Regions from separate parts of the Homo sapiens genome. Here region 1 is linked to region 2. Evidence: chromatin loops called from intact Hi-C (ENCODE). Cell type or tissue: heart right ventricle. All regions are shown on one strand. Links, peaks and the distances in the headings refer to the core of each region. The heading gives the core; the rest is flanking DNA.

Region 1 (4,523 bases), core at 1,147-3,646, 150 kb after region 2:
AGGAGGTGGGGCCCCAGAGACACCCCTTCTCTAGTACCTCCCCTCTCCAGTAAGCATCTCGTTTTGTGGTTCTTTCTCTCAGGATTCAAAGAAGATTAAGAAAGTTGCCAAAAAAGGTGAGTGCCGATGGTGGTGACCAAAGGCAGGGATTGTCAGGAGGACCTGCTGAGGGCCAGCCCTGGGGGAGGCCAAAGGAACCAAAGGGTGGGGAATGGTAGCTTCTGGCCTGGGGAGAGGCCACATCCCCCCTTAGATCCAGTGTTATTATTTCTTCTCTGCAGCCCTCAGACCACAGGGCCTGTGTGGGTGGTGACCAGGGTGGGGAAGGCACCTGTGGTAGAGCCATAGCGGGGCAAGAGCTTGGAGCTGGGGCTGCCTGGGGCTCATCTGGTTCCGAGGTGTCTGCCTCCAGCTTCAGGCCATCGGCCCTTATTTGCTGTAAGAGGGGCCTGGGCTTGTCCTGTGGGGAGCTGGAGAAGCATCTGAAATGGGTGCGTCTCAGGTTTGAGGTTCAGAAAGAACAACCAACTGGGAGGGAGAGAAAGGAGACAGGGAGTGCCGTGGGAGGTGGCTGCAAAAAGCATGAGGCCCGATCATAGCAGAGCAACCCATCATACTGAAGCCGAAAAGTGGAAACAGGCCCAACATGGTGGCTCACGCCTGTAATCCCAGCACTTTGGCGTGCGGATCACCTGAGGTGAGGAGTTCGAGACCAGCCTAGCCAACATGGTGAAACCCCGTCTCTACTGAAAACACAAAAATTAGCCAGGTGCGGTGGTGGGTGCCTGTAATCCCAGCTACTCAGGAGACTGAGGCAGGAGAGTCGCTTGAACCTGGAAGGCAGAGGTGGCAGTGAGCTGAGATCGCGCCATTTCACGCCAGCCTGAAGAAGTAAACGTTGGAGGGCATATGCTGCTGGACTTCAAAACCCATGCCTATATGAACATGTGATTTGTGATACTTATCTGTGGGTTAAGATGGCCTTAAAAAGGTTTTTTTTTTTTTAATCTCTTTAATGTTTGGCTTAATTGAAGACAGCTGGATTCTTACAGCTACTTCTGCAGTCAACTGCTTGCAATATGTTGCTGTAATTGACGTGCACAAAGAAAATCCAACCTCAGGCCCATAATTGGAAAAGAGGGAGTATTTTAATAGACCTTAAAATAATATAATTTCTTTAATATTACACCAAATTTGACAAGTGGTAATTTCTTAAAGGTTGTTACAATGTGAAAACAATCTATATTGAATTTTTCATAATCAGATTAAAATTCATTAATCTAGTTTGCATTTTGAACGGATATTTTACCATGCAGTTTGTAACATGCATGAGTTACTTGTAAACTACAGGTTAACAGACTTATGCAGATATTCCAACAGTTGACACCTGTCACTATACATTTTCCAAAGATCACGTTCTTTACTATCACCACCCACATCATTAGAAAGGTCTTTGCGTATTGGAAAATTGGTAAATTCATGGTGGCAGATACAATGTTGTCTCATTTTTAGGGCAAATGTTATACATTTATTGAAATGCTTTCAGTTGTTTCCCCTGAAGTGCTATAATTACTTCATTTTTAAGAAAATATCTGCAGCTGGGCTCGGTAGTGTACGCCTGTGATCCTAGCACGTTGGGAGGCCTAGGCAGGCGGATCACTTGAGGTCAGGAGTTCGAGACCAGGCTGGCCAACATGGTGAAACCCCGTCTCTACTAAAACTACAAAAAATAGCCGGTCGTGGTGACAGGCGCCTGTAATCCCAGCTACTTGGAGGCTGACGCAGGAGAATCGCTTGAACCTGGGAGGCGGAGGTTGCAGTGAGCCGGGATCATGCCACCGCACTCCAGCCTGGGCGACGGAGCACGACACTGTCTCAAAGCAAAAAGCAGCCAGTCTTGCAACTCAAACAGCTGCGATTTATTAAATGATCTAATTAAATACAATTTAATTTTATTTCTTATTACTGTTAACACCCGAGGACCAAAACTGTGCTCCCGCTGGGACAGGGTCCAGGGCTTGCATATGGGATGGGTCAGGGCGGCCGAGAACGCCAGCCCATCCGTCTCCCGGGGCTCATGCTCGCACTTAAATTTTCTCAGAAAAGCCGAAAGCCGTGATTCCGATCTACGAAGGCGATTACCACCCTGAGCCCCTGACCGTAGAGGTGCAGATCCAGCTGAACCAGTGCCGCTCGGCGGAGGAGGCTCTGCGCATGTTCGCCGTGTAGGGCGTGGGCAGTAAAGGCTGTTCCCAGCACTCCCGCCTCCGCTTCTGTCCCGCCGCACGCGTCGGGGGGCGGGTGTGGCGCCGGCGTCCTGGGGAGGAGGAGCAGCCTCTGCCCGACCCGGCTCGTGCGGACCCCAGGACCGGGCGCGGGACGCGTGCGTCCAGCCTCCGGCGCTGCGGAGACCCGCGGCTGGGTCCGGGGAGGCCCCAAACCCGCCCCCGCCAGAACCCCGCCCCAAATTCCCACCTCCTCCAGAAGCCCCGCCCACTCCCGAGCCCCGAGAGCTCCGCGCACCTGGGCGCCATCCGCCCTGGCTCCGCTGCACGAGCTCCACGCCCGTACCCCGGCGTCACGCTCAGGTAGGTTGGGGGCCGGGACGCCGCTGCTGTGAGGGAGGCTGGGTCACCGTGCAGGGAGGGGCGTCGCCAGGGCGGCCGTGCCTTTGCACCCCGCGGCCCGCTCCCCGGTCCCCCAGGGTCCCCGCGAGGACGCCGGCCCCGCCCGGGTGCGGCGCGAGTCTGGCCTCGGCGGGCACGGCTCGGGGCCCACGGGCCGCTCGGCTTCGGTTCTCCAGGCTGGGGACAGAGGCTGGAGCCGGGCGCGGTAGACCCCGCCAGCCTGGGCCGCCCGCGCCCGACGCGCAGCGCTGCTGCCAACCCCGGCCCGGGGGTCCCCGCAGAGTGGGTCTCTGCTGCCGTCAGCCCTTCGGAGACTGTCGCGTTGAAAGAATGAACCAGAGTTCGCCCCCTGCCCGCGCCAGGGCGTTTTGGGTCACCGAGTCCTGTGGGGATCCGAGGCGGCTGCCGCCCAAGGCCGAGCGCAGCCTCAGGACCCGCGCCCCACCAGACGGGGTCGTGCGCTCCGCGGCGGGTGGAGAGCCGGGCTCTGGGGTCTCCGCGGCTCGGAGGGCGGCGGGGCGAGGCCGTGCGGCCAGCGCCTGGGGACGCCCGCGGCGGGACAGGGGCCACCCGGGCCGCGGCGCAGCCTGGGCTGAAACCTCCTGGGACGGAACCAAGCCACCTGCTGTGCGCCCTTCTCGGTGAATGGCACCGCCGCCCGCCCGGGCCTCTCGTCCACAGCCCGCGGTGCTCGCACACCTGAGACTCATCTCGCTTCGACCCCGCCGCCGCCGCCGCCCGGCATCCTGAGCACGGAGACAGTCTCCAGCTGCCGTTCATGCTTCCTCCCCAGCCTTCCGCAGCCCACCAGGGAAGGGGCGGTAGGAGTGGCCTTTTACCAAAGGTCAGATTCTTTCACCGCCTCTGCCAGACCCCCTTGTCCCCCACCCCCGCATAGATCTCCAGGGGGCTCAGAAAACTCTGGCCGGTGGCTCACGCCTGTAGTCCCAACGCTTTGGGAGGCCAAGGCGGGAGGATCGCTTGAGGCCAGGAGTTCCAGACCAGCCCAGGCAACAAAAGATACCACATCTCTACAAAAAATAAATTAGCCGGGCCCTGCACGCCTGTAGTCCCAGCTACTGGGGAGGCCGAGGCCGGAGGATCGCTTGAACCCAGGAGTTCCAGGCTGCAGTGAGCTATAATTGTGCCACTGCACTAGAGTCTGGGTGACAGAGACACTGTCTCAAAAAAAACCAACAAAACCCTTAGCTCTTTCACTAGCCGGGCTGGCCTCTTCCTACTGTAAACCTGCTGGGCCCCCGTCTCCCTTCTTTCTCCCCTCTCTCCTGCCCTGGAGCTGCCTGACTCTGCCCACGGCCTGCAGAGACCCCAGGTCTTCACGCAAGGTGCCATTCCTCACTCAGTTCTTGCTCAAACGTCCCTCCATCAAGGAGGGCTTTTTAGCTACCCTTGGCTATGGGATCCGTCCTCCGCGTCAGCCAATTCTCTGCATTAGACTGTAACTTCTCAACATACCTGGTTCCTATGCGTTTTGTGCTCCCCTCTGAGAGGGCAGCGACCCTGTCTTGCTTGCCACTGCATCCCTAGCACCTAGCAGTTGCTTTTCTGGTGACGGCGGCTGTGGCAGTGGCCAATGCGGCAGACTGGTCAGAAGTGAAGGGACAGGATGACTTGGCAGTGGAGGTCAAGGGGAGGGGACTGGGGCAGAGGGAGACACCAGAGGGACAAAAATGAGAAACTGAAGACAGGCTTTGCTACGTGGAGCTCGGGCAGGCCACACTGGTGGATTCTGTCTCCTCATCCTTCTTTTCAGGTCCCTGGGAGAAATCAGCACTTAGAACGTGGTGGGAAGGCGGGGCGGGGTGCCTCGGAAGCCATCCCTGATACAAGTCCCCAGCTTTCCTGCTTCCCCTCTTGTGGTGTGTGGCTTTGTCT
Region 2 (4,523 bases), core at 862-3,361:
CTGACAGTACACTCACAAGGTTGTGCAACCACCACTTCTATCTGGTTCCAAAACATTTTAATCACCCCAGAAAGAAACCTTGCACCCAGCCGCAATCATTCTCCACTTCTCCCTTCCCCAGCAACACTGGGTCCCTGCCCAGGGCAACCACGAAACTTTCTGTCTCCATGGGTTTGCCTATTCTGGACTTTTCATATAAATGGAATCATATACTCTGTGGCCTTTTGTGTCTGACTTCTCACTCAGCATAATGTTTTCTTTCTTTTTGTTTTTTTATTGTTTTGTTTTTTGTTTTGTTTTGTTTTGGAGACAGAGTCTCACTCTGTCACCCAGGCTGGAGTGCAGTGGCATGATCTTGTCTCACTGGAACCTCCGCCTCCTGGGTTTATGGGATTCTCCTGCCTCAGCCTCCCAAGTAGCTGGGATTACAGGCGCGCGACACCACGCCTGGCTTACTTTTGTATTTTTTTAGTCGGGGGGGGGGGGGGGTTTGCCATGTTGGCCAGGCTGGTCTCAAACTCCTGACCTCAGCCGATCCACCCACCTTAGCCTCCCAAAGTGCTGGGATTACAGGCGTGAGCCACCGTGCCTAGCCTGTTTTTGTTGTTGTTGTCGTTTTTTGAGACAGTCTTACTCTGTCGCCCAGGCTGGAGTGCCGTGGCATGATCTCGGCTCCCAATCCAGGAGGTGGTCCTGGGTTCAAACGATTCTCCTGCCTCAGCCTCCGAGTAACTGGGATTACAGGCGTGCACCACCATGCCTGGCTAATTTTTGTATTTTTAGTAGAGACGGGGTTTCACCATGTTGGCCAGGCTGGTCTTGAACTCCTGACTTCAAGTGATCCGCCTGCCTTGGCCTCCCAAAGTGGTGGGATTATAGGCGTGAGCCGCCGCGCCCGGCCAGGGCTCCTAGTCTGAGAAGTAAGTGTCAACCCTGCTCAGACTCCCTGGGAAGGAGGGTCTTGCTGTCCCGTTCCCCCGCCCTCTGTGTCCCGGCCTGTCCCAGGCCCTGCACTGTCTCCTTCTTCTTCCCATCTTGCCTGCTTGCTTTTAAACTTAAGCATGGGTTATTTTCCCCTTTGTTATTACTCTGCCTCAGAAACCCCAGCAGGGAAGTCTTGGTCGCACAGGCATTCTCTAGGATTCGTTTCGTGTGTGCTTTTTAACATCAGGGTACCATGGTGTCCGGGCCTCGGGTAGGATTTTTGCTGCCCCTTCACGAGTGTCTGGCTCTGTGTCCAGTAAGCTTTAGGAAAAACCGCTGCCGCCACTGCCTCCTCCCAAGCTGCACCCACCCCCCCGCCCCATCCAGCCTGCACCTTCCTTCTGCTAAAGAAAACTTGGGGTGGAGCAGCAGGAAGACAGGCATGAGAAATCACCCGAATAACTGGGTTCATTCTACTGGCGATTCCTTGATGGAATGGTGTGCGGCCATCTTGTAAGCTGTGATATTTAAAGAACCTTTAAAGACATGAAGAATTCCTCCGAAATACCACATGACCCCCATTTGGGAAGAGGAGAAAATTTGTACGCATGGAGGGAGGGGAAACTGGAAAGACGGGAATTAATCCTCTAAAACATTAGTGGGGTGGTCCCTGGGTGGTGACAGGTGATTTTTAACTTTATTTTTTCTGTACTTTTCTGTTTCCTGCAATGGTCAGTCATTGCTCTGGCAATCGGAAAAATACCCTTATTATTGTTATTATTTTGAGACGGAGTTTCGCTCTGTCACCCAAGCTTTAGTGCAGTGGCGCGATCTCGGCTCACTGCAACCTCCGCCTCCCGGGTTCACGCCATCCTCCTGCCTCAGCCTCCCGAGTAGGTGGGACTACAGGCGCCCGCCGCCACCACGCCCGGCTAATTTTTTGTATTTTTAGTAGAGACGGGGTTTCACCGTGTTAGCCAGGATGGTCTCGATCTCCTGACCTCGTGATCCGCCAGCCTCGGCCTCCCAAAGTGCTGGGATTACAGGCCTGAGCCACCGTGCCCGGCCAAATACCCATATTATTAAGAGAAATGTTTACAAAAGGTTAGGACGAAGCCACCTTGGCTGCGGGAGAGAGGAATTGACAGCCATGATTGTTGGTGCGCACTGCGGCCGCCAGGGGGTGCTGGGTGCACGCAGCACAGAGACTGCAGCCTCCTCCAGTCGCCTCCCAGGGCCCTCAGCAGCTAAGTGTGCAGGAGAGGGTTGCAGACGCCAGGGTCCGTGTGTGACCTGGCTGCTGGAAACAGCGCCACTGAAAAATCAACAGGAGACTCCCCAGCCCTCCAGCCCCCCAGCTCATTGTAGCCTTCAAAGACCACTGGCCCCAAAACTACCCGATTCAAGGTATTTTCAGTATTTGGCCCCACCGGCCCCGCCTCTCACGTGTCTGAAAACAGCTCCTGTCGTCTTGCTCTTCCCTCAGATGCTTCTGATGAGCAGAATTCACAGTCCTCGATGGAACATTCGATGAACAGCTCAGAGAAAGTAGATCGGCAGCCGTCTGGAGACTCGGGTCTGGCCGCAGAGACGTCTGCAATCTCTCAGGTACCTCGCTCGAGGTCTCAGAGGGGCAGCCAGATCGGCCGGGAGCCCATTGGGTTGTCGGGGGTACGTTGAAAGGTGTTTCGTCATTGTGTTTTGTTGTTTTGTCGTTGGACCATTGGAACTGTCATTTGTCCATTGGGCTATGTCCATGAACACAGTCCTGGGCTCTGCCTTGGGCTCTGGGGCCGAGGGATAATGAGACTTGTGGCCTCTGCCCTCAAGGAGCCTCTGGGTCGGAGGAGGATGAAGGGACCTTGAACCCAGCCTCGGCTGCTACGTTTTGTCTGTTCAGGTTCACACAGGCATTGCCTCATCTCAGTGATCCCCAGATCGGTGACCTTTAGAGCTGGGAAGACAAGACTTCAGAAACCTAAGTGGTGGGGCCTCCGACGGAGCGGTGCTGCTGGCCCCACTTGCACTGCATGGGCCCCTCTCCAGGGCATCACTCTGTGTTGGAATCTGGTCTGAATGAGTCAGCACAGGTGCAGTGGGGCCCGGTGGTTAGGAGCAAACCTCCCAGAGTCGGGCCCAAGTTTGAATCCCAGCTCCCAAAATGGGATCACGGAACTGTCTTAGGGCCACCGTGAGGATTCGATGGGAGAACTTGGGTAAAACACTTAGCATGGAGCGGACACAAGATGCAGAGGTGTCATTGGCCATGACCACTATTAGGATTTTTCACTGTAAATCCTCTAGACTTTTTTTCCTTCGAGACAGAGTCTCACTTTGTCACCCAGGCTGGAGTGCAGTGGCATGATCCCGGCTCACTCCAACCTCCACCTCCTGGATTCAAGCAATTCTCCTGCCTCAGCCTCCCAAGTAGGTGGGATTACAGGTGCCTACCACTCTGCCTGGCTGATTTTTGTATTTTTAGTAGAGATGGGTTTCACCATGTTGGCCAGGCTGGTCTCAAATTCCTGACCTCAAATGATCCACTCCCTCAGCCTCTCAAAGTGCTGGGATTACAGGCGTGAGCCACTGCGCCTGGCAACTTCAAAATCTTTAAACCCTTTGATTGGCAGGTCCCTTTCCAGAACCTCACCCCATGGAACCCCCTCCACATGCCCTAGCTCTAAGGGGCTGCTTAGGGAAATCTGGGGTCTTGTCTGAGACAGACTAGGGCGCAGCCATCTAGAAGAGCATGGTTGTGCCTTCCAGGTTCTGATAAACATTCTTGCAGCGTGCAGTGAGAAAAGCAAGCTGCAGATCCGCAGGCGTAGCATGAGCCCATCTGGTTAAAAACAGTAGAAACCAAAGCCTGGTGATTTATATTAAGACCAAAGTTGTCGGCTGGGATCTCTGGGCCTCTTGATCTCAGAGAAGAAAAGCTCAGCTTGAAACTTTGATCCATACCCTGAGAGTATCCAATGCTCCCCCGCAGTACCTGGAAATGCCAGGAGTCCCCCATTCTCACATCGCCCCCACTACCCCACACTCTTGCTTCCAGGAGACCCAGACCTAAAATTGGGCCTCTTCCACCATTTTCACAGGCACACCGACACACATATTGTCCACAGAGCTAGGTGTGTGAGTGACATGGAGGATGTACTCCAGTAAAGCAGACAGCCTGACATTTCAAGCAATACGTTTTTGGCCGGGTGCAGTGGCTCACATTTGTAAGCCCAGCACTTTGGGAGGCTGAGGCAGGTGGATCACTTGAGGCCAGGAGTTCGAGACCAGCCTGGGCAACATAGCAAGACCCCGTCTCTCCAACAAAAAGAAAAAGAAAATTAGCCAGGCATGGTGGTGCGCTCCTATAGTCCCAGCTACTCTGGAGGCTGAGGCGGGAGGATTGCTTGAGCCTGAGAGTTCAAGGCTGCAGTGGGCTATGATCCTACCATTGCCCTCCAGCCTGGGTGACAGAGCAAGACCCTGTCTCAAAAAAATAAATACAGAAAAAAGGAGAGAAAGGACAGAAAGGTAGCCTTCCTGACTCCCTGCGATCCCTGCTCCCAGGGTCCCCCAGAAGGGGCTCATGTCACTGTCTCTGC

The links. Hi-C counts contacts between places; a loop is a spot of excess contacts. Peaks named below come from ENCODE experiments on the same cell type or tissue, not always from the same donor. Only the 100,000 strongest peaks of a DNase experiment are listed, where the experiment ranks them.
Region 1: a loop joins it to region 2, with 3 times the contacts of the local background. A loop is called at or near these places in 42 of 110 quality-filtered maps.

The regions. Positions count from the first base shown.
Region 1 is chr12:122,201,214-122,205,736 of GRCh38, forward strand. It overlaps LRRC43 (leucine rich repeat containing 43), which reads left to right. Exons shown (of 12, transcript NM_001098519.2): 11 at 83-116; 12 at 2,102-2,258. The coding sequence ends at 2,229. It overlaps B3GNT4 (UDP-GlcNAc:betaGal beta-1,3-N-acetylglucosaminyltransferase 4), which reads left to right and starts at 2,496. Exons shown (of 3, transcript NM_030765.4): 1 at 2,496-2,588; 2 at 3,309-3,471. The coding sequence starts at 3,406. RefSeq lists a silencer at 2,181-2,810. In heart right ventricle, for the core only: no CTCF peak of the experiment used is centred there; DNase peaks (open chromatin) are centred at 2,248 and 2,498; H3K4me3 peaks cover 1,897 bases; H3K27me3 peaks cover 2,500 bases.
Region 2 is chr12:122,052,395-122,056,917 of GRCh38, forward strand. It overlaps BCL7A (BAF chromatin remodeling complex subunit BCL7A), which reads left to right. Exons shown (of 6, transcript NM_001024808.3): 5 at 2,411-2,532. Among named protein-coding and RNA genes, the nearest start is that of LINC02985, 8.6 kb to the right of the region's middle. RefSeq lists an enhancer at 2,384-2,998. In heart right ventricle, for the core only: a CTCF peak has its summit at 2,104 (motif pointing right); a DNase peak (open chromatin) is centred at 2,127.